Linked DNA regions of Homo sapiens: all the other regions are linked to region 1. Evidence: chromatin loops called from intact Hi-C (ENCODE). Cell type or tissue: MCF 10A. All regions are shown on one strand. Each heading gives the region's core, and the rest is flanking DNA. Links, peaks and the distances in the headings are about the cores only.

Evidence for each region. A loop is a pair of places that touch in the nucleus more often than their neighbours do. Peaks named below come from ENCODE experiments on the same cell type or tissue, not always from the same donor. Only the 100,000 strongest peaks of a DNase experiment are listed, where the experiment ranks them.
Region 2: it touches region 1 in a loop (5-fold over the local background); 9 of 110 quality-filtered maps call a loop at or near these places.
Region 3: it touches region 1 in a loop (10-fold over the local background); 50 of 110 quality-filtered maps call a loop at or near these places.
Region 4: a loop joins it to region 1, with 4 times the contacts of the local background. A loop is called at or near these places in 2 of 110 quality-filtered maps.
Region 5: a loop joins it to region 1, with 25 times the contacts of the local background. A loop is called at or near these places in 8 of 110 quality-filtered maps.
Region 6: a loop joins it to region 1, with 9 times the contacts of the local background. A loop is called at or near these places in 16 of 110 quality-filtered maps.
Region 7: a loop joins it to region 1, with 10 times the contacts of the local background. A loop is called at or near these places in 69 of 110 quality-filtered maps.

What each region holds. Positions count from the first base shown.
Region 1 is chr2:13,004,876-13,009,433 of GRCh38, forward strand. LOC100506474 (a long non-coding RNA gene) reads right to left here and starts at 2,138. Exons shown (of 6, transcript NR_038434.1): 1 at 1,996-2,138. All of the region lies in intron 1 of LOC105373436 (a long non-coding RNA gene), which reads left to right. In MCF 10A, for the core only: a CTCF peak has its summit at 2,229 (motif pointing left); DNase peaks (open chromatin) are centred at 2,206 and 4,356.
Region 2 is chr2:12,799,835-12,804,392 of GRCh38, forward strand. No RefSeq gene overlaps it. Among named protein-coding and RNA genes, the nearest start is that of MIR3125, 65 kb to the left of the region's middle. In MCF 10A, for the core only: no CTCF peak of the experiment used is centred there; no DNase peak of the experiment used is centred there.
Region 3 is chr2:12,929,598-12,934,155 of GRCh38, forward strand. No RefSeq gene overlaps it. Among named protein-coding and RNA genes, the nearest start is that of MIR3125, 190 kb to the left of the region's middle. In MCF 10A, for the core only: a CTCF peak has its summit at 1,820 (motif pointing left); a DNase peak (open chromatin) is centred at 1,794.
Region 4 is chr2:12,315,933-12,320,490 of GRCh38, forward strand. All of the region lies in intron 4 of MIR3681HG (MIR3681 host gene), which reads left to right. Among named protein-coding and RNA genes, the nearest start is that of MIR3681, 120 kb to the left of the region's middle. In MCF 10A, for the core only: no CTCF peak of the experiment used is centred there; DNase peaks (open chromatin) are centred at 2,299 and 2,719.
Region 5 is chr2:12,431,687-12,436,244 of GRCh38, forward strand. The region is part of intron 4 of MIR3681HG (MIR3681 host gene); the gene reads left to right. Among named protein-coding and RNA genes, the nearest start is that of MIR3681, 230 kb to the left of the region's middle. In MCF 10A, for the core only: no CTCF peak of the experiment used is centred there; no DNase peak of the experiment used is centred there.
Region 6 is chr2:12,172,037-12,176,594 of GRCh38, forward strand. The region is part of intron 3 of MIR3681HG (MIR3681 host gene); the gene reads left to right. Among named protein-coding and RNA genes, the nearest start is that of MIR3681, 25 kb to the right of the region's middle. In MCF 10A, for the core only: a CTCF peak has its summit at 1,721; no DNase peak of the experiment used is centred there.
Region 7 is chr2:11,861,897-11,866,454 of GRCh38, forward strand. It overlaps LOC105373430 (a long non-coding RNA gene), which reads left to right. Exons shown (of 5, transcript XR_922803.3): 5 at 3,954-4,388. Among named protein-coding and RNA genes, the nearest start is that of MIR4262, 27 kb to the left of the region's middle. RefSeq lists an enhancer at 1,587-1,636 and a silencer at 1,907-1,956. In MCF 10A, for the core only: a CTCF peak has its summit at 1,896 (motif pointing right); a DNase peak (open chromatin) is centred at 2,095.

The sequences.
Region 1 (4,558 bases), core at 390-4,389:
GATGGGGGTGAAGAGGACTGAGAAGTTTTTAAACACTTTGACCACCATATCTCACATGTAAGGTATGAATAATAATAATGATAACAAAAACATCCAATTCACAGTGTTTGGGAGAAAGATCAGAAAGATAGAAAGTGCAAAAGAAATCATGAATTTCAAAGTCATTTCACCAGTTTTTAAATAGAGAATGTCCATTTCACCAGTTTTTAAGTAGAGAATGACGTTCATTTTCCTAGAACTCAACATTTTCTTTAGTTGCATATTTGTTGCATATAATTATATTAAAAACTGAAGGGAAAAACACACACATTGCCTGCATAGTCACGTGGTGGGTTCTGAGAGGAACCAGCAGGAAAATGAAATTATGACTCTAATAGAAGAACTGAAAGATGGATGACCTGATATATTCAGGGGTTATCTCTAGCAAAGATGGGAATCTCATTTGGGTAGTAATTAATTATAGGTGCCTCAACATTTTCATTTGTTATGATTAACTTAGTTTAGGTGATCAATCTTGCTTGTCAGCTCCAATAGATAGGTAGAATTTCCAGTCTGAGATGGAAATTATTTTGATATTAATCAATCTTTACTTGTTCTGAGATGACAGTTTTCCCCTGTTACCAAGTCCTGAAGCTCAATTAGCAGCCTGGACATTTTATGTATTTTCTACATTGGCAAAAGGAAAACCATGTATTATTTCATAAGAGTTGAACCTGTTGCAGAGACTAAAGTCAGTGTCTCTCTTCTTTGGCTATGCAAAACCAAACCAAACCAAACAAACAATAACAACAACCACACACACACACACACAAAACAAACAAGAAAAAACCCAACAACACAAAAACCAAACCAAAACAAAAAACTGCTAACATAGTCTCGGGCCTTCTCTTTACTGCTGGCATTTTCTTTCTTGCTCACGCCCTTCCAGAAACACTGGCTTCCCTGCCCTTCTCCAATACATCAGGCATATTCCTGTCTCCAGTTCTTTGCACTGGCCTTTTCTTCCTGCACATATCCTTTATGGCCGTGCAGCCTTTTCCCTTAAGTGCTTCCTGTCCTCCTTCCTGCCTCTGTTCCTCCTCCACAGCCCCGATCACTTTCCCGCATACTGTGGTATTTTATTTTATTTATTTATTTTTTTGGTTTATTGTAGGTCTGCTGCTATCAGCATATAAGTTTGTGAATTCTGGGGCCTCTATCTTTTCTGTTCTCTGCTGAACTTCCAGAGCTGGAACAGTGCCTGCCATGTAAAAGGCACTTCCTACGTAGCTTGTGAAAACATGAGTGAGTCTTCACAGTAACTATGCTTTAGCATGTCATTAAAAACAATTTCAGTGTTGTAAGAATTAAACCTCCTACGAACATTTCTGATATGCCGCATACCCATGACTTGCTAAAGACACAAATGAGCACTTAAATATGACTTCCAAGAGATTGTTATTCAATTCTTGGAAGTTTCATTTTCTTAAATTTTATCGAAAATACTGGGTTGAATTAAAAATTCATAATATTCCTAAAGAAAAGAAAATCTTTGCATTTCTGAGTCAAATACTTACCCTTTTAAATCAGAATTTAAAAAATAAAGTCAGTTTACTCATCAATCAATTGCACATCTCTTAGAGAATCTAAAAAGGCATTTTGCTATGTCAAGACTTGAAGAATGGGACCACATCTGTGTGCTCGAGATGCTTATAGTCCAGCTGCCTTGGAGCACCACTGAGCGTGAAGGAGGTGGTTTGTAGCTGGGAAGTCTGGTCTTAAATACGGTTGCTGCTACAAACTCGGTGAATAGTATTAGCCAGGTAACCTTTCCTCTCTAAGCCTCAGTATCTCTCCCTATTAAATAGAACTGGAGATAATGATAGATAGAAGAACTCTAAGTTCCCTTACAGCAGCAAAATGCTAGATTTTAAATCAAGAGATAATAAAACAAAACACATAGCTGGCTTTCAATAAATACTTCTTGGCTTGAAAAAAACGAAATTATTATCTCACTGTAGTGGGAACAGGCTCCTGCAGCTGGTGAAAGACAATCCTCCTTCTAGCTGCTGAAGTTGAGCAGGTCTGCTGTAACGAGGAACAGATAGCATCAAGATCATTTCCAGGACTATCCTGGATGGAAGATCTAGGGAGGGAGCAAACCCACCTAGTGCTAGAGGACAAACACACCCCGTTCTTGGGAGGAGACCTCAGAGGCGCTTTGTAATGTGGCTCTGGCGCCACCTGGTGATTATTCCTAGAATTTTTCCTGTAACTCCAAGGCTACCAGCGACAGACAAAACACCCTGCAAAGGATTTATCAATGCATTAAAGCTGTATGTAGTTCAGGGAATGGGAGCAGAATAAAGAGACTATTCTGTCATAAGAACCAGGACAGAATGAAGCTCCAGAATCCCGTATATTTACATTTAAAAATAATCATTCACACAGCAGCTGAGACTAATTCTGGCCAATGTAAAACCAAATGGACCCAGCTGTTCTCTGACTAGTTGAACAAGCTCAATCATTTCAATATCATTTTTATTGGTGATTTTAGTTCACACCAAAAAAAGTTGTACAACTCTTCAGGGTTGAAGCAGTGTTAGGCGCTGGCCGTGGAGACAGGGAGTCACACAGTCGCAAGGAGCTTGTATGCAGACGGGCTTTACACCCAGTAAGTTGAACACAAACCGGAGGACAGCATTTCTCATGTGGGAAGTACAGCGGGAATGTTACAGAAACGTGCCTGTGAAAGTTAACTAACTGTGGACCAAGCAGCATTGGGCATAGTCGAAAAATCAGAAATGGCTTGGCAGTGACTTTTTGCAAGTCTTCACATTTTGATGATCGAAAGTGAAGAAGCTCATTTACGGTGGAGGGAATTGGCATAAAAGAGCATGGAGGTCAGTTAGCTCAGGGTGTCCCCCACACATCTGGCTGGGTGTGCAGGATACAAGAGGCAGGGCTAGAAAGTTCAGGAGGGCTCAGGGCAACCTTAACCCTGAATGAAAAGGTTGGACTTTACTGCCTGCTGGGATGGGGGATGAAGTATTGGAAATTCATGAGGCAAAAACCATGTGAATTTATTGGAAGGAAAAGCTAAGATTTTTACAAAAAAAATCTGTGATCTTTAGATTTGACTCTAGTTAAACTCTGGGAATCTCTAGTTGGGAAGAATATTGATCACACTCACACTAATACTTTAACGTTATTTATTTATTTATTTATTTTGGTGGGCAAATATGCTTCAAATGTCATCAGTCCTCCTTGGGAGATATTTGGACATCAAAAGAATTATATATATATATGCTTAGTTAGGAGTAAGTCAAATTAAAGTGTAACATTTTTCATATTTGTGATTTTAAAAAATAACTCATGTGAGTTTAGTTTTAGAAGAATCAAAGAAATTACTTAGGTAAATAAAAATGCAGTGCTTGTACTGAGTAGGATTGTATGAAGTCTGTTCATCATCTTAAAAACAGGCAAGGAAGATTTTCAGCAGAATGAGATTTGCTCGGATATTAGAATGGACACATGAGAATTAAGAACAATGGTTCCATTCACAGATTTTAAAAAGCCTTCACGGATGACTGGATCAAAAAATCTTTGTCATTTTAGATTTTGTTAATCTTTGAACGTTAATAATTTTTAAATGTTCTGTGAAAAAGGATACACATTTTAAAAATGTATTTAATGTTTCATATTAACAAGTTATCTATGTTTCCCAAACTTGCTTTCAAAAAATAAAATTTTCTGGGGAACATTCTAGATCTCTTGAATGAGGACAGACTTTGCAGGTGAATTTTATGATCTAGCAATTTGGGAAAGCACACTGGAATTGCCTTCTTAAAATCCTCATCAAACAGCTGACAGTCATCCCCACAGATGAGTAAATGATGGTTCAGAGAGGCTGAGTGGCCTGAGGTCCCTGAACAAGGTACTAACCATTGGGATTCTAGTGTCTGTCTATCTGGGTGATTCCAAAGCCCAAACTCTGCCCAATATACGTGACTGCCCTGCAAATAAAGATGATCTGACAATTGGGCATCTGTAAACATCTCTCTATACACAGTTCGTTCCTTCCACAGTTCAAAAGTCAGCATCTATATTGGACCAGCGGGAGGTAGGGAAGTTCAAGAGGTGGGCCACTGGCTGTCCTCTTACAGGCAAGGCCAGGTCTTACAACATTTGAAGGCCCAGGGATGTGCATTGGTTTGTCTGGTTAGCTAGTGGATTACAATGGAAAACCTCCAGCCCCTAGACTTTGCTCACGACTCCCACAGCTGATCTTCAAAGAGCTACAGGAAGAAAGCACCAGCACTTCCACCTCTCAAATCAGAGCATGGATGAAGCAGGCTGATGCTCCCAAGCCGGCATGCCCATGCAAGCTGATTTCTTATGACTCACACAATAGAACTGCATGGTTGCCATTTAGCAATAGCACTTTTTCAAATAGGATATTCAGTTAATTCTGTTTTGGATTATATCACCCCTGAGAACTACAAGGAATTAACATATCTTTCAAAGATGAGAATAGAAATAAATTAGAATAGGAATGTGTTCTCCATTCTATAGCAAC
Region 2 (4,558 bases), core at 298-4,297, 210 kb before region 1:
GAAAAACATTCCATGTTTATGAATAGGAAGAATCAATATCATTAATGTGGCCATACTGCCCAAAGCAACGTACAGATTCAGTGTTATTCCTACCAAACTACCAATGACATTCTTCACAGAACTAGAAGAAACTATTTTAAAATTCACATGGAACCAAAAGAGAGCCTAAATAGCCAAGGCAATCCTAAGCAAAAAAAATAAATAAATAAATAAAAATAAAATAAATAAATAAATAAATAAAAAATAAAAGTCCAAGGCTGGAGGTATCATGCTACCTGACTTCAAGCTATACTACAGGACTACAGTAACCAAAATAGAATTGGTACTAGTACAAAAACAGATACATAGACCAATGGAACAGAATAGAGAGCCCGGAAGTAATGGCACACCACACACATATAACCATCTGATCTTTGACAAAGTTGACAAAAACAAGCATGGGGAAAGGACTCCTTATTCAATAAATGGTGCTGAGAAAACTGGCTAGCCATATGCAGAAGACTGAAACTGAACTCCTTTCTTACACAATACCCAAAAATCAACTCAAGATAGATTTAAGACTAAAATGTAAAACTCAAAACTATGAAAGCCCTGTAAGATAACCTAGGAAACATCATTCTGGACATAGGAACTGTCAAAGATTTCATGATGAAAATGCCAAAAGCAATCACAACAAAAGTAAAAATTGACAAATGGGATCTAATTAAACTCTTTAAGCTTCTGCACTGGAAAAGAAACTATCAACTATCTGTATCAACCTACTGAATGGGAGAAAATATTTGAAAACTATGCATCTGACGAAGGGCTAATATCCAGCACCTATAAAAAACTTAAAATAAATTTACAAGGAAAAAACAACCCCATTAAAAAGTGGACAAAGGACATTAACAGACGCTTTTCTAAAGAAGCCATACATGTGACCAACGAGCATACAATAAAAAGCTTAGCATCACTGATCATTAGAGAAATGCAAATAAAACCCCCAAAGATACACCCTCTCACATCAGTCAGAATGGATGCTATCAAAAAGTAGAAAAATAACAGATTCCGGCAAAGTTGTGGAGAAAAGGGGACGCTTATACATGGTTGGCGGGAGTGTACATTAGTTCAACCATTGTGGGAAAGCACTGTGGTGATTTCTTAAAAAGCTGAAAACAGAAACACCATTTGACCCAGTAATACCATTACTGGGTATATACCCAAAGGAATATAAGTCATTCTACCATAAAGACACACACACACACACACACACACACACACACACGTTCATTGCAGCACTATTTACAATAGCAAAGATATGTAATCAACCTAAATACCCATCAATGGTAGACTGGATAAGGAAAATGTGGTACATATACACCATAGAATACCATGCAGCCATAAAAAAATGAGATCATGTCCTTTACGGGAACATGGAAGATCTGGAGGCCATTATCCTTAGCAAACAATGCAGGAACAGAAAGCTGAATACCACATGTTCTCACTTATAATTGGAGCTAAATGATGAGAACACATGGACACAAAGAGGGGAACAACAGACTCTGAGGCCTCCTTGAGGATGGAGGATGAGAGAAGGGAGGGGATCGGAAAAATAATTATTGGGCACTAGAATTAGTACCCAGGTGACAAAATAATTGGTACACCAAACCCTCATGACATGAGTTTACCTGTATAACAAACCTTTACATGTACCCCTGAAATTAAAAGTTTAAAAAAGTACAGTTTCTAATCAAGTAGGTCTGCTGCAAGCCCTGAGAGTCTGCATTTCTAACAATTGATGTCAATTGTGCTGGTCCAGGGTACATTGAAAAGCAAGGTGCCAAAATAGGGCAGGGTCTTGCTCACCTCCATATCACTTGCATTAAGTAAATATTTGTTTAGTTTCTGAATTGTAATGGGCAGCAATCTTTCCTCTCGATGATCTGTTGAAACTGACCTAATTGTTCCACATAACTGATGTTTATGGTTTCTTTGAATAAACATAGAAATTGATCCTTCCTGTCTTAAAACTTGAGAAAGTTACATTTGTTTTATCTGAGTTCCTTTCTCACAAAACAAACCATCAGCCTCCCCAGATAGAATTAAGGAGCTGAGACTTACCAGATCACTGCACCCAGACAATGAGATGCCAGACCCCTCATCCATTATATCTGCCTGACTGATCACCTGCCTCCTCTTGACCAACTCCTCATCTTGACCTCTCCTCGGTTCCTGTTTTTTTAATATATGGTTTATACATGATTACATTTCTTTCCTTGATATAGAAACCCCTAATTTTAGGCAGTCAGGGAGATGAATTTGAGACTGATCTCTCATCTCCTGGGCTGCAGCACCTGATTAAAGTCTTCTTCCCTGACAATACTTGCCTCAGTGATGGGCTTTCTGTGCAGTGAGCACCGGGACCTAGACTGAACCCCTGGCTTTTTATTCACACTGTCATTTCAATCATGTAGCTGCAAATGTGTAAGCAGAGCATGAAGAAGTAGTTAAGTACAGACTGGACAGATAAATCAGGCACAGTCTATAGTTTGTAAGGATAACCGATGTCAACAAGAATTGTCTAGCTCTGGCTGTAGGGACGTTTTCAGATTATGCTATTTGTGATGACCACATGAGCAGCTAAGTGGAGCTTGTTACTGGCATTCACATGGCTGTGGCTTAGCGTTGACCATCCATTTAGTATAACTGAAAAATAAAGCATAAAACTCTGATCTTTTAGGAAATGTACTTTGTGGTAGTAGGACCAGGATGTATTCCAGTCCTACCCAGTACATTTAAGCCAAACAGACCAGTCCTTACACAATGCTAGTTAGTTGGCAGTCAGTAAACAGCAGACCTAGGAACTCTCCTGGAGTCTTTTCACCTCTGTTTCATCTGATCCTTCCCACAGAACAAAGAAGAGGACCATGGAACCCAGGAAAAGTTTTCTACAAGACATGTTTCCTATTCTAAGCTCTGAAGGGTAAGTGGGAATTAGCTCAGTCACATAGACAGTGGGAAAAAGCATTCCCAGCGGACAGAACAGTATATACACAAAGGAATGTGGGGATCTGCATGCAGCTCGCTGTGGCCAGAGTGTAGATTATGGGATAGAATAAGGAGGTGTGAGGTGAGACTGAGAAGCACACAGAAGGCTGATAGTGAAAAAACACAAACTTCCCTATGAAAGGATGACTGTTCCTTTGGAATGCTCTCATTTTCAAGGTGGCACCTGAAGTATGAGGTTCAATGGCACTTCTCCAAGGGTTGCCTGTGAGCCTATAACATATTTTCCCTCATTGGCTCTGATGGACTTCCTGGAAGACCACAATGAGATGGGTGCTGAGAGTCCCTTGACCACTTTTCACCTTATGGCTTTCTGTCTTCCTTTCACAAGGAATGTAGAAAAACAGAGACAACTTACAAATTGGGTATTTCTGTCTTAGCAAAATGGAATTTGAAGATGGGAGGTTTTAAGTCTCCAGAATATCTCACATTTTCTGAACTATTTCTGATATTGAATGCTGAACAGTTGTTAAAGCTGAGTTTCTCATATGTATGATAAACATATATATATAAACACACATATTTATATACATATATATCTTTATCACATAAAACAAGAATTTTTATTTAGTGTTGTTGATTTTGTTGCCTTTTTCCTTAACAGACTTTGAGTCTAATTTGAAACTTTCTCAACATGACTGGTAAGTTGAAAATAAAGAGAGACTGTGACCTGAGTAACAAGAATTTTAACACAAGGAAATTATGTAGTTTATTTTATTTTTATTTATTCAACCAAAATAAGACAATTTCTAGCTATTTACATTAACCCTTTAGTAACATCTGTGGAATGTCTATGAAAGCAATGTAATTAATTCTACATGTGCACATGTGCATCTGAAAGAGTGTTCTATATAACATCTGTTTTCATTCATATGCCTGGTGCATTATTGCATCATGATGTATTCTTTGTGGCATTATTTTAGAAATCTATTACCACAGATCACCAAAAGATCTCTTGTCCTGTCATCTTTGGGATAATGAACACTCTCCATATGTGTAAATCTGTCAAGCCATGCCTTCCTAAAGTGGTAGTTATTAATTTACAAATCAAAGAAATCAATCTTACCTTTTCCAATCAGTGACTGTTTTATTGCAGAAATACAGAAAGGGTCATTAGCCTGAACTATAAAGCATCTCATCAAAAAGCCTACCCATAGAGAGCAAGTTAATCTTTCTCACTTTTTAAAAAAGAGTTTTTTAAAATCAAGACATTCCAAGATAGATTCAATGTTTGGAAAGATAATTGATAAAATAGACTAGCAACAAATTCACTTTGAAATTCAGTGTGAATTATTTTTTATTGTAATTCTTCACACTTCCATGACTAATATCCTCTACAATGTTTAACTTGAGCTCTCATTGGTCTATACCTATTGAAGAATGTCCTTCAGCAAGATATCAAAATAGGCCTAGTTTTATTTTATGGGTGGATTCTCAAGAAACAGAAATGATGGATATGAGATATTCCCTAGAAAGGAGTGGGGCACTGCTGGATAGTTGCTCAATTGTGTTG
Region 3 (4,558 bases), core at 165-4,164, 76 kb before region 1:
AGCAACTGGGTGCTTAGCTCTGCCATGCCACAGAGCACCTCTTCGCTTCTCTAAAAGTACTTAAAAAAAAACAACTGGCTGTTTATGCATTTTTATTCTCACTATGTTGTGAGCCCCTGCAGGACAGAAATTGGACATTACTCATCCATATATGCCCAGAACCCAGTAAAAAGCCTAGCCCTGCGTAGAGCTACTACGTGGCTGGACTCTAGGAGTCCCCACTTAAATACTGGTGTTAATGTGAGTGATGGAGGCAGGGCTGTGCTCCATAGGAGGCCCACAGAGAGCAGGTGTTCCCTAAATGATGACAGAGGGATGGGCTTGTTTCAGCCAGCCAGCTTCTAAGAAGTTTCCAGTGAGATCGAACTGCTCCTTCCCCTACATTTTCAGGGCATTCTATTTAGTATGCACCTTTCCCCCTTCCTCCACCCCACCACATTCTCATCACAGTTCTGTGTGTCAGAATGATGTTTATCCCTAAGGCTATTTATGGGCATGACTGGATTTTATCTTAGCTTCCTTGAAGTGGCCCAGTCAAGTGAAATGAGTCTGCATTTTAAACAAAATAATGTGCTTCTTTCTAAAACAAGATTTTTTAATCTATAAAATATAGCTCATAAAACCCTTTTCACACATAATCTATGCTAAGTAATATCTTTTTCTTTATTGTCTATTTCATTCCTCCCTCCTGGTGGGCACACCATGAGAGAGTTCCTTGAACGGGTGTGTCAACTGTTTCCCAGTGGCAATAGGGCCGTTCTGCCTGTTACTGCAAAAAATGAGGTAGAGTTCCCATATCTTGGAGGATATATCTCTTCATGGGAAGAGAAAAATCCTAGCTCTGCATTCCAGCTCATGGGCTGTGTGCACCAGCTATTTTGGGGAAGGGGAAAGCCAGTCTCACAACACTTTCCCCAGAGAAAAGATGCCAATCTCAACATTAACCATTAGGAAACATCATTAAAGCAGATGAGAAATGGGCTGCGGACATTTTTATGAGCCCAAAATACTCTACTTGGAGGTTTTATGGAGACCACAGGAAGCCAGAGAGACAATGACATCCATACCCTTTTTTTAGAGTCTGCTGAGCTGAGGAACAATCTCTGTGCTCCATAGAGTGTGTTTTTGCAAGTGTAAATTACCATTGGGGGCCATGTCAAAGTAAGCCTTTTTCAGAGACTTGTGCACCTGTTGGAGATAGAATGCTCTAGGCCAAGTAGTTGTGGGCTTACTGTCCATATCCATCCAGAGTTGCAAAGAAAATACTTCCTTTTGATTCCAGGACAGTCTTGGAATTAGTCTTTAGAGAAGGCTATTCTGCTTAAATCTGCATGGTTGCAACATTGCACCAGTAATCTCTATATATTGGTTTTCTTATTTTTTCATATGACAAAATGAAGCTCAGAAAAGTTGAGAAACTTGCACACACACACAACTAGTAAGTAAAGGAATCAGAATTTGACTCTGCATGTTCTTCCTTATGGCACCACCTCCTTATCCAAGCCCAAAATGTAGATTTAAGGCAGGGACAGGAAAGAGGGTGTGCATACAGAAGTGGCCCCAAATGAGGTCTCTTGGGTCTTTATTTAGGGCAAGCTCAGCAGAGATATTTTTTTCTCTGTACATCAGGAATTGTGTTTTTAAGGCATTAAACCACACAGTGAAAATAGGAGAGAGGTGAGCAAAGTCCTGGCAGGTTGCTCTCTGCCTTCAGTAATGCAGTTGTGTGTTTTCCCGGGAGCCCTAGAAGAGGGATGGGGAAGATGGTCCAGAATAGTCCTGAATTGTAGAGCTTTCCTATTTATACTGACATCTCGTGGTAGTGCTGTGTGACTGCAATCTGCATTGTCTTGGGAGCCAAGCATTCAACTTTACCAATATTCATTTTACTCATTCGTGAATTAATTGAACCAGAAGTTGTTACTAAGCACTTGGTATTTGCCAGGCACTGTGCTAGACACTAGAGAATACTATGACATGCTCACAGAAAGATCCTGGGAAAGACCAAATTGGAAACTCTTAAAGGAGCTCAATGCTTATCAAAGCGTTAAGAACAACAACTAGTGAATGTAGGTGGCAGAGTTGGCCAGGTACTTAGTAATGGTGGTACTATGTCCTCTGCATTTATCATCCCATTGAATCTTCATAATGATCCTCACTGGTGAGTATTCTCATTCAGATTTCAGATGGAAGGAAACTAAAACTATAAGAGGTTATTTAAAACACCCTAGTTTAAAAACCTCCTAAGCAGTGAAGTTAGGATTTGAACTCTGATTTTTGAGATCTCACAGCCAGAACTATACTTCTCTGTGAACAAACAGCAAGAAGAGATTAATTCCAATGGTCAAGTGTCATTTGAAAAGGGCTTAAGTTTATTTGCACGAGATTTAGCCCATGACAATCATGGGTATCAGACTTCCCAGATGTCTACTAGTTAAATGAAACTAGGTCTGTTCAATTTAATTTAATTTAGCAACCAAAACCCTACTGCTAACATCTTTGTGCATATGTTTCAGTTGGTCTTCTTCTATAAACTCGTAAATACATGAATATATAAACAAAAAAGGGAATCATACTGTATATGCTGTTTGTAACTTTCTTATTTTGTCTAATTTATTAGCTTCCTATTGCTAAACACCAACTTATCACAAATTTAGCTGAAAACAACTCCCATTTATCTCATAGTTCTGCAGGTCAGATTTCCAGGCAGGCTCGATTGGATTCTCTGCTTAGGATCTCACAAGGACAAAGTCAAGATAATGTGCCCAGCTGGGCTCTTATCTGGAGGCCCTGGGGAAGAATCTGCTTCCAAGCTCATTCTGGTCTTGGGCAGACTTGAGTTTTTTGTCACTGCAAAACTGAGGACCTTTTTTATTCTTGCTGGGTGCTGGCCACGGACCAATTTTGCTCCTAGAGGCTCCTCTCAGGTCCTTGACAATGACCCTCTATCTCAGCAATGGACAGCCGCCTCCAGGTCAAATCTCTCCCCACTTCTAATCTCTCGAAACTTCTCTTCTACTATTATCTGGGAAAATTCCTATTTTCAAAGGGCTCTTACCATTAGGTTAGGTCTACCAAGATGACCTCCCCTATCTTAAGATCAACTGATAAGTAACCATAATGACATCTGCAAAATCCCTTTTGCTGTGTAATGTAGTATATCCTGGGAATGCCACTGGGGCAAAAGTCAAGGGGCATTTTAGAATTCTGGCTACCACGTTTAACAAACATGTTTTCAAAATGTATTTATTGACAGCGTACTTTGTGCTTGAGTCTAGGCTCTAGAGCTATGATAGTGAACAGAATACATAAAAACTGCATTCATGTAGCTGACATCTAGTGTCCTGGAAGGAGATTTTCTATATTGAGGAATATGCCTATATAACTTTTCATTTTTATAGATATGTAATTCCACTGTATAAATATACCATAATTTAAATAAGTACTTCCAGCTATTGAATAATTTAGATTCTTTTCAATTTTTGCATTTGTAAACAACATGGCAATAGAATTCTTTTGCACTATTTGCAGATAGATGCCTGGAAATGGAATTTATGGGTCAAAGTGTATTATTTTGACACATGATATTAAACTGTTTCCTGGAAAGTCTTGACAATCCAGCATTCCTGCCACCATTTTTTTTTGTCTTTGCAAATATTTTCAGTGAGATTGAATTTTTTACCTCTATATTATGTACATATATAAGTATATAGTATATTTATAATCCTTTTTATGCCTTTCCTAGTCACATTTTTTGATGATTTTTTTTCACTAGGATTTGTTTTACTTTTTTGTATCATTTTACTACAGTTATTTAAAGTATTAACTTTGCTGTTACGTATTACTACAGATTTTATGCCAGTTCATTGTCTTTCAATTACATTTATGGCATCTTTTGATATAACATTTTTGTAATCCAATTTATTCATATTTTCTTTTAATAGTTGGTAAATAACTGGATTCATAGTTGGTAAAGCTTTTTCATTCCTTTATATAAGAATGCAGATGTATATTTATATACACATGTATATTTTAAAATTTTATTTTAGTATAGGAATATTTAACTTGGTAATAAATTAGGGACTACACATTATTTTTCAGAAGTGTAACCAGATGTTCTGACATTACTTCATGAATAAACCAAACGTCTCAACATGCCCTCAATGTTTATAAATACTTTTTTCTCTTTCTTAACTTTCTATATATTTTCACTGCTTGGGTTCCCTTGCATGATCCCACAGGAGTTTTATTGTTACAACTTTAGGATGTTTTAATATGATAATCCCAGTCTTTTTTCATTACTCTTCTTAAAAATATCCTGGTCAATCTCACACTTTATCCTTCCAAATATGCCATAAAAATAATTTTAATTCAAATCCAGACTTGTTAGTGTTCAATCTGAACATGAGAACAATATGGAAAGGCAATATCAGCTTTGGAAGCCTATGAATTAACTTCATATGTCCCTAAGTCCTTCTCCTAGCCCGTCCATGCTCCAGTTCATGATTACCTGAGAGTCTCTGTGATACCTCACTCTCTCCTTTGCTTCCTAATCGAC
Region 4 (4,558 bases), core at 209-4,208, 690 kb before region 1:
ATATTGGATAAGCCATATTTACAGAGGTGAATTTGATTTGTAGATATGACCTTTTCCTTGCCCAATGACAGTACCCTGAGGTTGAAGTCTGTTGCTCAGAGAATTTGGATGCACTAGCTTCTCCAAATATCTGCTCATCCACACAGCAGAGGGATAAGAGGAGACCAGTCTGCTTCTCCCTCTTTCCAATCCCTAAACCTTATAATTTGTGTACAAAGGAACTAATTTTGAAGAGCAGAAGGTCAAGGAAGACTAACAAAAATCTATCTTTTTGAAAGAAAGCAGCACTGGATTTAGGTAGCCATACAAATTGTCCCAAGTGGTGTTCTACTCCAAAATAGTGTGCACACCTTTTTAGCCCTACAATGAGTTGGTGGCTGACTGTGCCAAGTGCCTGCTTGCAAAGCTTTCCTCTGGAAGGGAGCCCTGGAAATGCTGAGCAGTGGTGACCCCACATTGCCTTTGGGGGCTGAATTGTCACCAGCCACAAAGATAGATCCTTTTACCTTTTGCATAATCCAGACATGTGGTTTGGAAGAGAAATAATTCATTTAAATCTCCCCTGCCTCTCAATTTTGCATAAAGTAAATTCAATTCCATTCAATTTGCACAGATTTACTGAAAATGTACTCAGGGTTGGGCCCAATGTGAGGTGTTGTGGACACAGTGGCACATAAGACACTGTTTTGGCCCTTGAGGAGCTCATAGTGCAGAGGGAGAGACAGTCAGGTAAAAAATGACATGGTACAGAGATGAGTCACTCTGTTGTGGCAGTGACAGTATAACTGTCCAGTGGGTTCTTCTTGCCCACTGCACAAATAAAGAGCATGACGTTGCAGTAAAGGAAGAGTTTAATGGATGGAAGTCTGGCCATACCACGTGGGACATAGAGTTACTACTCAAATCAATCTCATCCAAGGCTCGTAGGTCAGGGGTTTTTCAAAGACAGTCTGTGGGAGAGGGTGGGGGTGGCCAGGTAATGGGTGTTTGCTGCCGAATCGGGGCAGAGATGAAATTACAGGGGGTCAACAGTGTCCACTTGAGCTCAGTTGCTTCTGGATGGGGGTCATAGGAGCAAGGGTCAGTGGGCCCAAGTAGAGCCATGTGTGTCAGACACGCAAAAAACCTGAAAAGATAGCTCAATTGGCCGATCTTAGGTTCTACAATAGTGGAGTTATTTGCAGGAATGGCTGGCAATCATCTATGTCTACACCTTACCAAAATTCAGATTCCCCTTCTCCCCCAGGTGATGCCCTTTCATTCACTTTACAGAGGTAGTTGAGTTTGGGGGAAGGCCTATTATCATTTAAACTATAAACTAAATGTCTCTCAAAGTTAGCTTAACCCAAAAGCCCAGGAATAATTAAGGGAAAGGCAAGATAAGGATGGGTTTGATCAGATCTTTTACTACCATAATTTTGTTACTACTATAATTTTTGCAAAGGTGGTTTCAACAGGATAGCCTGCGTTGACAGGGGAGGGTGTGTAAAGACCCTGGAGAAACCAACAGAGGTGGCCTGGGGGCAGCCACAATATCTGAGGCTTGGAGAACACAAATGTGTTAACCCAGCAGGCCAGAAGCAGTGTGGGTGTGAGGTCAGATATGTCACAGGCAGAGAGAACACATGCTATCAGCAAAGGCACAGAATCTGAGAGTCCAGCACGCCAATGGAACAGAGTGTGGTGTGTGGAAAGAGGGGCACAAAGGGAGGCAAAGCCCAGGATCGTGGATCAAGGGTGATCCATGCCATGACAATAAGGACAACTCCTTATTGTCATGCAATGCTTCCCAAGATTTTATTGACAGGGCAGAGACACAATCAGAACTGTGTATTAGAAAGATGTCCCTGGAAGCTAGGGATAAGAAAGTTTGCAGAGTGAGGCTCAGCAGGGAGCCACGGACTTAGGTGGGAGGCTATTCCAGGTATCCAGGAGAGAAATGGGGAGGCTCTATGGAGAGTGTGGGAGTAGAATGAGGCTGGCCTTGAGGAATGTCAAGAGGGCAGGACTGACAGTTACCACCTGGACGTGAGACACTGGGCATGGGAAGAGTGCTGCCAGGCAAGTAAGTCTCAGATCAACACACATGCGTTGCTAAAGCTACTGACCAAGGCTCTGGCCAGATTGATGGCCTCCTGGCGGTGGCCTTTACTGCTCCCCTTGTACACCTGAGGCAGAGTTACTTACATTAATGTCTGTGTCTCTTCCACTGCCTTTGCAAACAGATCCCTGAGTTCTAAGTGAATCAGAGCCTGCATGGTACTTTTCCTCTGACTTCAGACTAGTCATACATTTTGGAATTCTTCCATGTTGAACTTTCACATCCTGCACAGAACACTCGGGCCCTGAGACAGCCCTACGCCATTTGGTGAGACCTTTGGTGAAAAGTCAAGGTCTGGGTTTATGACACAATATTTTTTCCTGGTCTATTTATCCCTGGCACAGTTCAGAGCTGGCCTATTGGAACAGGAGGTTCCAGCCTTCTCATTCACCTGGGCACTCTCTAACCTCAAATCAAATTCTACTGTCTCCCAGATTACATTCTGAGTTCCTAAATATGTGGGGAAAAATACTCTCAAATGCCTCCCTAAGAATACACACAGTCATAAAGCTCACGTACATTCAAATTGCTTTTTAAAAACAAAGACCGTGAAAAACCAAAGCTATAAAAGTATGTGAATCATCAACCCAGAAATCATGCCTCAAGGCACGCCTGACAGCATGTTCGTTCCCGGATGCTTTTCCTTCACAAATTATGGAGGCTGCCGACATCCTTCTGGGGAAAGGATTATCTGATTCCGCAGGCAGTTAAGAATAACATGTAAATGTCATTTAGATGAGCTATTTCTACATGGATCAAAAGACACACTCAAGTTACCAACTATGATAGCCAAACCCTTTATTTCAATAAAATCAGAGCAAACCCACAAAACTCTCCCAACTGAATTAGCACCATTGTGGTGTGGGAGGCATTCAGACATTCCTTCCAGGTTAGTAGACTATTTGCAATTCAGCTGTTTTACTGATGTGCATGTTATATAACTGCCACCAGCCATGGGGGAAGCTAGAATCCAAGGCGTCTCAAAATTTTCCACTGTGTACTCAAAGCCAACAGGAGAGAGTGAATGAATACTCCCTTGCTTTATGGTGACATAGCTAAAACTGTCTTTCCAGTAAATACCAGAGTGAGAGGCAATGTAACATAGTGGTTATATTTATGGGTTCTGGGGTAGAGTGTCTTGGATTTGAATCCCTATACGTTTGGGAGCTGCGTGTCTTGGATAACTTCTGTTGCCTCTCTCAGTTTGGATTCTTGTTGGCTTCAACGATTTTATCTTCCTTATTGAGTTACTCTGAAGGTTAAGTTAATAGATGTTAATCCTTAATATATGTTAAGTTCCTCTATTTAAGGGCTCCATAAATGTAAGCTATTGTTTTAAAACAAAACTGTAAGCTCTATGCCTTGTTTTAATTCAGGCAATGTTGCATTTTGCTGTCTCTGTGTCTCTAATACAAAATAATGTTTCCCTCCAAATTTCCAGTAGAATTGACCCTCCCAGGAGAGGTACCATATTTGTGCCTGGATTTGCATAAAACCAGGTTCACTGCCACAGATTCCAAGACTGACCTCACCCTAATGTGAGAAGCACAGTCAGACTGAAGAGAAGGCAGAGATGCTTCCCTACCAAGGCTCCTTGGAGATTTATTGTTGTTTATTTTCTAGATAACTGAGTAAAAACCAATTTTTGTAGGTAATGTTACCATGGAATGGATTACCTAGTTGCTGTAGTTTAATGGGTAATGTCTAGAAAAATATATGTCTCAAAGCTTTGTTGTTTCTAAGGAACTTCACTGGTGACTTTACTTAGTAAGTCAGCACTATGTAGTACAACGGTCACTGTCCAGATCTGGAGATGAAGTAGGTGGAGGGAATTGTGGTGTATGTTGCTTATTACTGTCAAAGAACACTGGCTTCAGAGTCAGGAAACCCGGGGTCTAGGCCTGCCTTTCTCTTGACTTATTCTGTCATTTTGCACTTAGGATTCAAATGCAGGTGCATTGATTCTAGAGCTCATAACCTTGGCTGTTTCTTTATACATCTGATTAAAAGGCTGTGACTACACTGCACATGTCTTTTCTGAGCTTGTGATAGGCCTGCTTATCTCTGCTGGTTTTTACTTTTAAGAAGCCACTGGATTGTTATACAATCAGTAAACATGCATGCTCTCCGTAAATCAATCTGGATCTGCATCTGATCTTTTTCCCAATCACTGGTCGCGCATTTCTGACTGTGTATTAGAAACTCAGTTCCCCATTTGACCTTGTGTTTTCCCACCAGTGGTCACATCTCATGTATGTGACTTCCCCTGTGACTGGCACCTGGCAGGGCCATGGTAAAATTGGTTTATTACCCAAATGCATGAAATCATAAGTCTCTGTACCACTTAAATGAAATGACAATTCTAAATACAAATTTAATTCGTTTGTACTCAAGGAACAATGCCATTTCTATGAACAAGACTAAAAATAAACTGTGAAATGATCTTTATCAGTCAAG
Region 5 (4,558 bases), core at 233-4,232, 570 kb before region 1:
ACCTGACCTTGGACAAACTGCTTTATCCCTCTGGGTCTCCTCACAATCAAAATCCATGAATATTTAAGCTGTGACACATTTGGAGACGCACTGCTGAACACATAATATTATTATGCAGCCCAGTGTCTCAGAGTTGCCATCCATAGTCAAGGAGAGCTTTCTATACTTTCAGAAATAGCATCTCGTTTTTAGATAAGAAGTTTTAATTGAACTATAAAGGAGTAATATGCATTTCTTTTCTTTCTCCATTTTTCCTTTTTTCTGAGGCAGGGTCTCGCTCTGTCACCCAGGCTGGAGTGCAGTGACAGGATCACAACTTACTGCAGCCTCGATTTCCTAGGCTCAAGTGATCCTGCAACCTCAGACTCCCAAGTGGCTGGGACTACAGGTGCGCACCACCACTCCCAGCATTTTTTTTTTTTTTGGTAGAGATAGGGTCTCACTATTTTGCCAGGCTGGTCTAGACCACCTAGGCTCAATCAGGTATCCTGCCTTGACCTCCCAAAGTACTGGGATTACAGGTATGAGCCAGGGTGCCCAGTAGTAACACCCATTTCTGATAGAAACTTTGGAAAATATGGACAAAAGCAGGAGAGAAGGAAAAGGTAATCCTGTCATGCAGAGGTAACCATGATTGTTTTGATGTACTTTTGATAGTATTTTAAATATATACATTTATAAGCATATTGGGGAACATATTATATTGAGATTTTTAAAGTTTTTAAAAATTATTTATTACTGTAAACAATCTCCTATGCAATTAGTCTTCAAAAAATGATTTTTAGTGACTGACCACATAGGACTCCATCAAATGGATTAAGTGTAATTAATTTGAACATTTTTCTATTCTTGGTCTTTTCAGTTATTTGGGTTACTTTTGCTATTATAAAAATGCTGTGGTGACTACATATTTGGAAATATGAACGTATTCATGCCTTTTCAAATAACAAATTGGAAGGATAAGAATTACTGGGTTAAAAAACTAGGCCAATTTTAAATTGTCCTGCAGAAAAGTTGCAGCAATTTATCTCACCAGAATGTTCTGAGGATGTTATTGTACACCTGCTTACCAATGTCAAGGAACATGTAACAACAGCAATAAGAAAAACACAACACATTCTCTAACCTACTGAGAGCAGATTTTATTTTACTGATGTGTTTATATTCATTTCACTGATTATTCGTAAAGTTAACGTTTTTATTTCACATTTGCTTGCCACTTGCAAGACTTCTTTTGTAAAGTGCCTTTTGTATTCTTTGAACACTTTTCTATTAAGGGGGAGTGGATGTTCAGGCTTTTCCTATAGCTTTAAAGCCCTTACATGATGAGGATGTAAAACATCGCTATGCTTGTGGTAGATTTTTTTTTGCCATATTTTATTTTATTATTGTTTAAGGTGTTCTGTTTATAATATCTAAGGAAATATATTTTTAGGACAGAAGTCAAATTCCCTGAAGGCATGGAAATATAGCACTTCCCACCAGAAATACATTCTTTTGGTATTAGCACAGAGCTTTTAAAACAATAAACATGAGATTCACATCAGAATTGTCTCTCTCATTTTTTTTTAAGTGAGGTGCAATTCTCGGCCCATAACAATAGCAAAGTCTATAATTTTCATCTTTTAAGTCTATAGCTTTTTAAAAAATAATGCAAAGTATCTAAAGAAGAATGCAAAAATCACTTTAAAAGTTATGTTTTCCATCTCTTCTCTCCATGAAGCAGAAATCACTGTGAAATGGAAGGCATCATGAAGTTAGAACATTCTTTCATGAGGGAGTATTACTGTTCCAGAAGAGCCTAACAAGATATAACTGGAGGGATGGAGTCTTTCCAAAAATTGGCAAAAATGAATAAAAGCTTTAGTCTGAATCCCATGAAGCAGATGGATTAATGCTTCTTAGAACTGGGAGCTTAAAATTTGGATTTTTAAGCATCACTAATTTTTCTTTTATGAACCCTGTCCCATTTTAACTCTTTAGGATTGTAAGTCTATGTATGCATTCTCCTCTTTTTTTTGATATCCTGAATACTTACATGCCTCCTTCCCTCCGTCAACCATGGAGCTTGCCTCTGTGCTCCCCAGCTGGCACCTGGTCAGCAGGGGCCGCCATGGTTTTACTGTTCATACTTTTAATGTTAAGCTATGGCCTAACCAGCTCCTGTATGCCATACACCTGGCCCAGATCCTCCATGCAGGTGACCTAATATCACATTTGCCTTCCTACAAAAAGGAAAATAAAATAAACCATGTATAACATCTCACTGAGATATAACTACTGCTAACATTCTGCTGCCCTTCCCTCCAACATTTCTTCCTTCCATGCTATGTATAAATATTATACATGCTACTGTTTTCCACTGGTTCATTTGAAATTACATTGTCATTATTTTCCCAAACTGTAATTTTTAGTGGGTATAGGAAAATTAATTGAACTATCCTCAACAATAGGTAGAAATTTAGGATGCTTTCTATTTTTCCCTACTTTTGGTAGCATTGACAGAACAACCTAGCATTCATGGCTTTGATTGCAATCCAGTTACTTTCTTAGGGCAAATTCCTAGAGGTTCCAACGTTGTCTTATGTGGATATATAACCCCCTTAGCATACAGATTAAAAACAATACGAAAGAAATCAAAGCATGTTTGTTTGTTTAGAAATGTTTACATTGAGAAGAATGTTTTGGTACATACCAATATTTTACCTTGTGTTTTATAGGATGTGTATGCATATTTCCAATTTCTAAAAGTCATGATTATGACCTAATTTTGCATAACAGGAATTTGAGGAGCAGAGGAAAGGGGAAAACATTAACACAGTTTCTAATACAAATGCCAAGAGGCTCCAACTAGAGAATTATTTTCACCAGAGTTTCTAACCCTTGACTTCTAGGCCTTTCTACTCTAGGAGAAGTGACAAGATTATCCCCAGTCTGAAAACTAAGGAAGAAAATCCTGTTTAGCTGAGAGGAGAGGAGAGGCTGGCAGGGGGGCTGATGCAGGAGGTGATAGGGCTCCCGGTGATAAGAGGTGAGAAGAACAGTCTCTGTGTGCCTAGAGAAGAGATTACCAGAAGTCTGCTATCTGTTTGTTCGCGGATGTCGGACAGGCAGGATCGGTGATGGCAGGTCTTGGGGGAAGGATTATCAGGAGCTAAAAGCTGTCTTCACCTTGGCTGCTAAGAACTCATCTCGGATCTTCTTAGAATTCCAAATCGGACTTTTCTCCTAGCAGTGGCTACATCCTTAACCTCAAAAATACCCGTATTAGCAGATCTACCTCCATGAAATAGACAATTCTTGACAAACTAGTCCCAGCCTATCATGTCCTGCTTCTCCCTGCTTCCCTCTCCCATCAGTGCACTTGACTCTGTTCTGTGTTTCCTGGTTGGAGCAGTCATGGCGCTTCATGTTTCTAGGCCTGTGCTTAATGCTATTCCCTCTGCCTGGAGGGCCTTTCTTCCATTTGGCTTGCTGGAATCTCTGCCTTACTCCTAAACTCCTGAATCATTTTCCTTCCTAGCTCCATAGAAATAATTGCTCTCATCTTGTTCTTCATCAGAAGAATTGATGCTGGGGATATGCTTCCACTACAGCAATATTTCACTGCAGCATAGGTTGTGACGTTGTCTTTCCCATGAGTCTGGACTCCTTGAGGGCAAGATCTGTACCTTAAAATGATCCTTATAATTTTAGGTTCTCGATTAAGTCTCTGACAACATGGATAGCAATAAATATGTTTTTACTGAGGCAAAGAAAGGAGAACACATGAAAAAAAAGGGGGAGAAGGAAAAAAGAGAGAGAGGAAAAGATAAATGCCAATAAAATGTTTACTAGATTGAATTTAAGCGGCAGTTTATGTTAAAAGTGTAAGTACAAGTATGTTTGGATTTGGTGTCTAAGACCTGGAGCTGTATGAACGTGTGAAAAATCTCTCAAACTGAAGATTAATTTAACTCTCTGGAACATGGCCAAGAAGAGTTTGAAGGAAGTAAAAAAAGGCCTATGAAGAACATGCATAAATATATGAAACTCATGCACGAAATCCTCTGAACAGGAGGGTTTTCCTACTTGTCAAGACCTCTCTCAGAGAGGGCTTTTTCTCTGTTGTTTATGTATTTGTCTTCTGCCCTGAGAAGTTAAGTGTATTTCCAAGAGCATATATATTTCTTTTCTTAAGCATTAAACGTTATATGAATCATTTGCATAAAGGGGGTTACATTTCATTTAGGAAATGGCATTTCAATTCCCAGAAGTACTAGTATGTGGAGATTAAAATTCAACTGCAATGCAGTGCACTGCTCTACCACATACCACGTGGGGCGTGCCGGTCTCCCAAAAGCCATCTGCAAATGTGTGAATTAAGAACAATGGGATGTTTATGACTCCTTACCAACCTCCTGTGAAAGTGAAGTGGAGATTTGTTTTCACAAAAATCCAGTAGAAAATGTCAAATTTGTAGGTGATGGAAGGGAACTTCATTCCATAAAGTCACTTTGAATTGAAACTAGACCTCCAGTCGGAACGTCTGAGCAGACTCCTGATCGCATCTTAGCTG
Region 6 (4,558 bases), core at 154-4,153, 830 kb before region 1:
ATTAAACTCAAGAAAATAGGTGGCTTGGAAAGAAAAACCTCAGGATTCCCCTCTCTCTGGCCACACTGAGCCTCAAAGCTGATATGGCTCTGCTGGGGTTGGTGAGGGCAAGAGACCTTTTGTGCTGTCACTTTCCTTGTCCCTTTCTAGTACTGAGAGGGGAATGTCTAGGTAGTTTCAGCTTGACGTGTGCTCATACTCTCTCTCCCTGTCTCCTTCCCACCATCCACTGGCATTGGAAAAGAGTGAGCTTTTGGTCCCCAGTTGCCATATACTCTTCCCCTCAAGCAGCAGCAAGCCCACACCTTTGCTGTCAGAGGAAGAATTGAAGAGGTGGCTTTAATAGGTGAACCTCCTTACCCAGCACCCCGTTCCCATGCCTGTGATCCTATCTTCCATGCCTGAGGCATCTGTTTTTAGTTTTTAAAATTAATGTTTTAATTTAGAGATAATTTTGATTCACATGCAATTGTAAGAACTATTACAGAGACCCTGTGGTGTACCCTTAACTCAGTTTTCCCTAGTAGTAACATCTTGGACAACTATAGGAGAATATCACAACTAAGGCATCGAGATTAATACAGGCAAAGCATAGAACATTTCCATCATCACAAAGAGCCCTTCTGTTGCCCTTTTGTAGCCACACTCATTTCTCTTCCATTCCTATCCCCTTCTTAACCCCAGTAACCATTAATTAGTCTGCCATTTCTATGAAGAGATCCACTGTAAACATAGGTGCACAGGTTTTTGTGTGAACTTAAGTCTTTATTACTGTGGGATAAATAGAGGAATCCATTCCGTAAGATGTTCTAACATCCCCTCTGGAGGATGGACACTTTGTAGAACCATGGCCAAGGTTAAGTACTTAGGAAAACAACAGGTAATACATTAAAAATTTAGATATTGCCCTCTCAGACGATTATTAAGACATGTATTTGCCCATGTTAGAAAATATGATGAAGATATTTTTCAGATTGCATATAATAAAAATACTATGTAAACATAATTATAGAAAAAATCATTTGCCATTTAGTACTACTTTCCAAGCACACATAGGCAGGAATAGATCCAAAATCCCTGGAGAGAGTGAAGCTGGTAAGTAAGAAAGATTTATTTTTCACATGTTGAGGGGAAGTCCTCACTGCTGTGCCTGGGCTGGTACCATCACACTAAGTGTCAGAGAGTGACGCCAAAGGAGATGTTTTCCTTTCAGAACTCTAATCACTAGTGAATCCCTCCCTCCCTTCCTTCCTTCTCTCTTGCTCTCTCTCTTCCTTTCTCTCTTTCTCTCTCCTTCCTTCCTTCCTTCTCTCTCTTTCTCTATAACTCTGTTGTCTATCATCTCTGTCCATCTCTATCTGTCCATCTACCTATTTATCTATCACTATCTGTTAATATATCTATCTGTCTATCATCTGTCTCTGTCACTCTATCATTCTATCTATCATCTATTTATGTATCATCTATATAATCTACCACTATCTATTATCTATCTATCTATCTATCTATCTATCTATCTATATCTATCTATCTATATCTGTCCCTCTATCTAATCTATCAATCACTCCTACTACATCTATCATCTATCTATCTATCTATCTATCACTATTTATCTATCTATCATCTATGTAATCTATCTTTTTTTTTGCAAGTTTGAAGGACTGAAGGAGCAGAGGGAGAATGCTCCAGTCACCCAGTGCCCACTAATGGCTGGGATAAGGACTACGCTGGGCAAGAACACAGGCATAAATGTGAATAGGATTTCATCCCTGTGGAAACTCCTTCCAGAGGGGAAGTGGGTCTCTCTCTGGGTCTCTAACAGCCTCATCTCAGGAGATAGTGACTGGCTTGTGTCTTTCTTCCTTTCTTGGAGTCCTAATCCCTCAAGCATTTCTGGATACTGAGATATTTCAGACCCAACACATCTAGCCCTTTCTCAGCTCCTTTAGAATTTCCTCTTTCCTTCCACTTTTTTAGAGATAATATGTGGATAGAAAGAGTACTGAAAAAGACTTAACCTTCTGGTCTCCTTACATCCTCCCTTCCTGAATTGCAGGCAGTACAAAAGTCACATTCCAAAATGATCACAGGACCAACTGCTCAGAGAAAAGTGATAGGTCAGCATTTCTGCATGGTAGCTGTCACCAAGTGCAATCTATCCTTATGGTATTTATATATTTTCGTTGAGGTATTATTGCATCTAGTAAAATACACAAATCTCTCAGGTCCAAAGCTAGATGGATTTCTTACATCAGTGTGTACGTTTGTAACAACTGTTCAGTCATGATATAGAACATTGTCATCATCCTGGATGGTCCCTCGGGCCCCTTCCTACTCTGTATTCACCCCCTCAAGGTTAGTACTGCTCTGATTTCTGTATTCTGGCTGAGTTTTATAAATTTAGGTTTAAACTATGGTTAACAATTTATAGCAGAATGCATGTGCAGCAACACATAAAAAGAGGAAACATTTTAGAGAAATATAAAAATGTTAGATTTAGTATTTGATGAAGTAAAAAAAAATTTGCAAATAGATGAGCCGCACCCACTAGGAACCCATGAGGCAACAATGACCTAGATGTACAGATAGGAGACCCTTGGTCCAAAGGTACACGGAAGGAAGACATTTTCTAAATTACCTTTTGGGTGTGCACTTGTTATTCATATAATCCCCAAACATCAGAGATGGGAGAGACTGAAGTCAGCACCTAGGTTCATCTCCTTTCTTTATAGAGCGGGAAACCAAGGCCCAGTGGAGCTACGACATTCACACAGGCCTCAGAACATGTTAATATCAGCACTGTGACATTACACTGTCCATCCTTCAACAGTAGGACATGGCTGTCTCTTCTGTTTACTTATCAAAGGATTAAAATAAAACATCAGTAAAAATTGAGAGACTTGGACTGTTATGGGCTGAATTGTTCTCCCCTAAAGTTGATACATTGAAGTCCTAATTCTGAGTACCTCAGAATGTGACTGTTTTTGGAGATGGGGCCTTTAAAGAGGTAATTAAGGGAAAATAAGGTCATGGGGTTGTGCTCATTCAATAGAACCCATGTCGTTACAAGAAGAGGAGTTTGGAATGCAGACATGAATAGAAGGAAGACCATGTGAAGACACAGCAGGAAGACGCCATCTACAAGCTAAGAAGAGAGGCCTTAGAGGAAGCCAGCCCTGCCAACACTTTGATTTCAAACTTCCAGCCTCTAGAACTGTAAGAAAAATACATTTGTGTTGTTTAAGCCACCCAGTCTGTGGTACTTTATTATAGCAACTCCAGAAAACTAATACATGGGCTGACAAAAGTAGCTGGTGTCTATTTGCTTATTCTATGTGTTCAATTATACATTTACTGAGAACCTAATATGTGCCTGTTACTCTGGGAGATGTTGCACTAAGGACTTTAAATATATTAACTCAATTAATCCTGAGCACAGACCTCTGAGGTAGGTATTGCTATACCCATTTTATAGATGAAGAAAGCAAGGCAAGACAAACTGAGAGAATTAGTCAAACTGACACACCAGCAGGTGGTAGAGTCACAGACATGTAAACGTGGGCAGTGTGGCCTGACAGAGTGAGTTGTGGGAGACAGAAGTCAGCAGGAACATGGAAGAGAATAATTCTCCCAGAAAAGGAGTGGAGATTTACGGAAGAGGAACTGAGGCTTGAAAAGTGAACAAGAGAGAATGACCGAAGGCGGTGGTAGTGGTATTTCCGTTTCAAGGCATGCAAAGAGGCGTGAAACAACATGGCAGTTTGGGAGAATTGTAAGTAGTTGTGCATTCGTTCAAAGAGAAGTGTTGAGTGAGAACACAGGGGCCAGATTACTAGGGTCTCGTATGATGAACTACTCTGGATGGAAGTGATCCTCTGGGCACTGGAAGACCCTGAAGAGGGTTAAGAAAGAGTGATCAGATTTGAATTTTATAAAGTGTTCAAGGAAGTGTGGCAGGGACTGCGGTTAGAGGCACACAGCCCATTTTCCAGGATGGCAGTGGTCTTGGCATGAGAAGGGTGAGCCAGGACTGTGGTCAGCATCTCACAGGGGATGAAGAAAAAGGAAAAAGTATCTGATGCTGAGAAAACAGAAAACGCAAGACTCAGTTTGCAGCAGATGAAGGAGAGAACAGGTCCAGAATCATTCCCGGTGTTTTGGATGACTTGACTAGGAGGCTGATGCCAGAGTTAGAGACAAAGTGGGTGCACACTCTGGGATCCTGGGTCCCATCGTGCAGAGGCTGCTGGCTCTCTGTAACCTGAGCTCAGAAGGATGGTCTGGAGGGGAGGCAGGAGAGGCATCAGTGTAGAGATGGGGACCCAAGCCAGGACAGTGAGTGAGAGCCTACAAAATGCAGAGGAAGTACAGCAGAGAGTTGGGGCAAGTTGGGGCAAAAATCTGGGTGGCCAGCAGCATACAAGAGATGTAGAGACAGTGGAGTCTGGAAGAAAAGTCTGGAAGGAATGATCTGATACACAGGAGGAAAACAAGATATGAATAGTCCCACCAAAACCAAGGGAGATGCTGTTTATAGGAAGAAGGTCTCTAACATTAG
Region 7 (4,558 bases), core at 345-4,344, 1.1 Mb before region 1:
CCTGAAGCCGAGCTGTGCAGCTACAGTGGCAGAGGCATAGTAGATGCTCAGTAAATGTTGGTGTCCTTCTTCTTCCTGGAGGGATCATTCCAATCCAGAACTTAGGGGCTCGGGACAAGGCTGAAAATCTTGGATGAGTGGATTGACTACTGGTTTTTGGCTATTTTCATGCTCTCATCTAAAAATCATTCATTTAATCAATAGTCACGGTGCATGTCTCTCAGGCAGTCTGGAAGTCATCTTTTCTAGGTAAATACCAAGACAGGTCAGAGCCTGAGAACAAGAAATGAGTGTTCAATGCTGGCCTAAAAGTGTCTGGGGAGATTTGCTGGATGTTGAAACTTTCAGCTCTCAAAGCTTCTGACATGCTGCTGTTTTTTGAAGGTAATTTTTCTCGATGACTAGTTGTGCATTTCCCTCCATTAGTTAGGGGCCTCCCTTTTCCCTCCCACATTGAGAAGGGCAGTCAGTCACATCTGTGGAAAGGTGCCAGGTCAGGCCAAGGGGCTGAGAGCTGCCTGGGTCCAAAGCTAGAATTGCAGCGGCTGGTGATGGCCAGGTTCCCTTTCCAGCTGGCTCAATTCCTTTTCTTTTTCTTAGAGGATTTTAAGAAACTGTGTTCATTTGTTCATTTATTCATTCAATGAACTCTTACTACTTACATCAACAGCATGCACACATGAAGACAATGCTTTAAGTGTTATTGTCAACTCCAAACATATTCCCCGGGTAGTCAGAGAAGGGAACACTAAATGGTGATGGGGTAGGGAAAGGTTTCAAAGAGTGGGGTGATGTTGGATATAGGCCTTGACGGTTGAACGGGAGTTTGCCCGAGGGCGATGTTCATCCCAGTCAGAGAGAATGGAGGAATAATGGATAATGGAGGAATTAATTGCAAGGATTCAAAGATGTTACCTATCTCAGCGTTTAGAGATGTTGATGTTTACTGTGTAACAGTTGATGACTGGTGAAGTTTTTGCCTGTGTGTAGGAGTGTTGGTGTGTAGGTATGTTTCTGTGTTTGGGGGAAGGATGTGTGTGTGTGTGTGTGTGTGTGTGTGTGTGTCGGGGGGTGGGATTAGGACGGGATGGATGGACATGTTGGTAGAATTCAGCATGAAAAGGCTTGATGTACCTGAATATCACTAGACCTTTGAGAAGATAAGGGTCCTCCACTGAGACATGAAACAACTGGGTGGCTGGCGAAAAGCTGTCACAATAGCAAAGGGTTCTTCAGAACTTCAGTGGTAGCCTGTCACCTGTCACCTTGCACCGGTTTGAGACTCTTTGAAATCTGGTGCCTGCCTATGCAGCTCCATCGTCTTTCTTCCTTCTGTGGCCCCTCCAGGACAGCTAAATGCTAGGTTGAGGTCAACAAGGAGTAAAACCTACCCTAGGCTTTGAAGTAGTTTGTAATCTTGTCAGATGAAACAGGAGGCGGGGAGGATGTCATGCACTGGGCGTTTCCGGAGAGCCATCTGCAATCGCAGCCACCACTCTCGGTTTGCATTGACTTTTTCCTATTTTGTTGGGTTCAGACAGGCATAGTACAAAAACACAAGTTACTTCTCAAGCCATATTCAGCCATTCACTCAGCCAGCATTTATGTTCCAGGAACTATTCCAGCCTCTGTGAATGAGTTCAGAACAAGGAATGGTTATTCAATGGCAACAAATTCGTCCATTCTTACCCTTGGTGAAATTAATCACCTCCCTGAACCTCAGTTTCCCATCTGTAAGATGGGCATAGCAACTCTTTCCTAACCAGAAGGTACCTGTGGAAGCCTCTGGCTCAGCAGGTGAGAAGTGTGTTTGTGTTCCTCTCCCCGACGCCCTCCCTCAGTACTTGCTTCCCAAGACATTGCTTTCCTTTGTTGGGTCAGAGGTGGGGTGTCGTTCCCCTTGCCACCAGCAGATGGTGCCCAACAATCCCCTGCAGGGAACCGAGGCTGCCCGCCTCCCCCAGTCTCCCCACCATCCAGCTCCCTTCCGCCCCTTCTCTGGGACACGTCAGTCATTCCAGGTCCCAGGCAGAAAGTTACACAAAACACTTTGTGTCTGTCAGCAGATTCCTGGAAGGTCACGCTGAATGATGAATGCTCCTGGGTAGGATTGGAGGGCTCTTTTTTCTTTCTTTTTTTTTTTTTTTTCCTTTTCTTTCTTTCTTTTTTTTTGTCTCCCATGAATTGCATCACTGGGCAGCCTCTTGGCTGTATTCAGCCGACTCCTGCGGTTTTTAGACCTTTCCCAATTGTTCGGTGTCTGCTTCCTCTCCAGGACCCTTCTGGCCAAGGCAGGATATTCAGGGTTGGCTGTGGCCAGGGAGCTGGCCATTGTCTAGCACATTCCATACACACACCCTGCCCAGCCCATCCTCCACTCCCAGAGCCTGGACAGACTGTGGTCCTTGGGACAGAGACCTGGTGCATTGCTGTGACCCCAGGTGACAATCTCGCTGCCCTGATTTCCAAATAAGGGGAGCCTGGCCTGGCAGAGAAATGAGCCTAATTTCCAAAGTTGAATTTCCGCCAGGATCAGAGCCTTTATATATCCTGGTCTTCGGTGTCCCCCTTCTTCCTGACCACATATAGACTGCTTATGATATTTTTTAACTTTGCCAGCTCTTTACCCAAATTGAGTAGCCATTTTGCTTTTGTAGATATCCTGAGTTGGCTCCAATTTAACATCCTGACCCATCATCCTGGTGTTAGGTATTAGGACCATGGTCCTGATATTTTGCTTGAGGAAAATGAGCCATACCACTCAGAGGTGTGGCATATGTGGCATGTGAAAGCACCTTTCTCCTCCATCAGTGGCCTTACTGATGCAGGGCAGTGGGAGTGAGTGTATGTACACAGAGCAATACAAATGAACCCTGCTCTCAAAGTCTGCGCAAAGGGGAGTGAGAAGACAGAGCAGGTGTAGTCCCTGGAGTGAGCCCTGCTGCAGAATAGATGGAAGGGGTGGGTCCAGGAACCCCGAAATGGAAGCAGCAGTGGCTCTGCTCCCCATCACCCCGAGCAATCACGTGGGGATTTGTGTCTGTCTCTGCAATTTTAGGCTCTGAGGATCTAAAGCTCTTGGTGCCCGGAGGGGAAATAATTATTAATACCATCAGGGAATACAGTAAAGAGCCCACTAAACGTAAAGCTGCAGTTGCTGCCCGGTCATTTTGGGTTCATGTGCCAATAGATCACTGGGCAAGGAAAGGAGTTACTACCTCGGTAGGAGTAATGAACCCAGCCAGGTATGGTAGCTCATGCCTGCAATCCTAGCACTTTGGGAGGCCGAGGCAGGTGGATCACCTGAGGTCAGGAGTTTGAGACCAGCCTGGCCAACATAGTGAAACCTCGTCTCTACTAAAAAGTTAGCTGGGCGTGGTGGTGGGTACCTGTATTCCCAGCTACTCGGGAGGCTGAGGCAGGAGAATTGCTTGAACCTGGGAGATGGAGGTTGCAGTGAGCCAAGATTGCGCCATTGCATTCCAGCCTGGGTGACAGAGTAAGACTCTGTCTCAAAAAGAAAGAAAGAAACAAACAAAAAAGAGTAATGAACCGTGCTCATCACGAGGAAACAGTGAGCTGCTGCTTTCATAATGCTTCACAGTGGGGGCAGGAGGAAATGTGTTGGGCATCAGGTGATCCCTTGGGCACCCCCGGCACTCCCACACTCAATTCTAAGAGGAAATGGAAAGGTTCCGCAGCTATGGCCTAATAAGAACAAGAAACCCGGGGGCTAGACCCTCCCTGCACCCCGCTGCCCCAGGTGAAGATCTGGGTACCATCTCCCTCAGGAAAATCCACATAGCTCAGCAGACCTCCCAGCTGCTGGGGAGGGAAATGTTGTATCGCTGGTGGAAAAGGGAAATGGTGAGTTTCGGAGACAAACTTGGGACCCACTCAGCAGTGGAGGCGGCAGTTCATCCTAACATCCTTGCTCTTTTATGTTTCTCCAGAAATTGTGATCAACCAGAATCCAGAACACGCTGTGCTTAATGGAGTGAACTGCCTGTGAAGCGCAGGTGTGAGGGGCGGATGATAAGTGACAGTGCCGGTGCCCCCAGCGCCCTTTTACCTGATGGCTCACCCGGCCTACAGCTGCGCCCTTCCCTTTGAATCGTCTTGGGTAACGGGTGCTGCTTTGGAAATGCCTGGAAGGTCATGTCCTTTGTCTGGGGATGGCTTCCAGCTGTGGTTGACTGATAGCAGGGGGCACAGAAGGCCAGACACAACTTGCCTCAGGTGGGCCGACTCTGAGGGTTTGTTCGGCCTCCACGTGGACTTCAGCTGAGCCTGCATCTTTGCTTGGCTTTTCCCACTGGCCTATTCTGCTTCCCTCTCCTTAAGGGTTCTCCCAGGAGAACTCCCTTAATAAATCACTTGCACAAGGATCCCTGTCTTAGCCTTTGCTTCTAGAAAACCTGACCTAAGATAAATAGGTCGTGGGAACACGAGAGAAAGAGATACTTATTTTATCTGAGGGGTCAGAAGAGTCTTCCCAGGGCAAGTCTTGAAGCTCTGTGTAGGAGTCTGACTGTGCAAAAGGGTGTCCCAAGCAGAG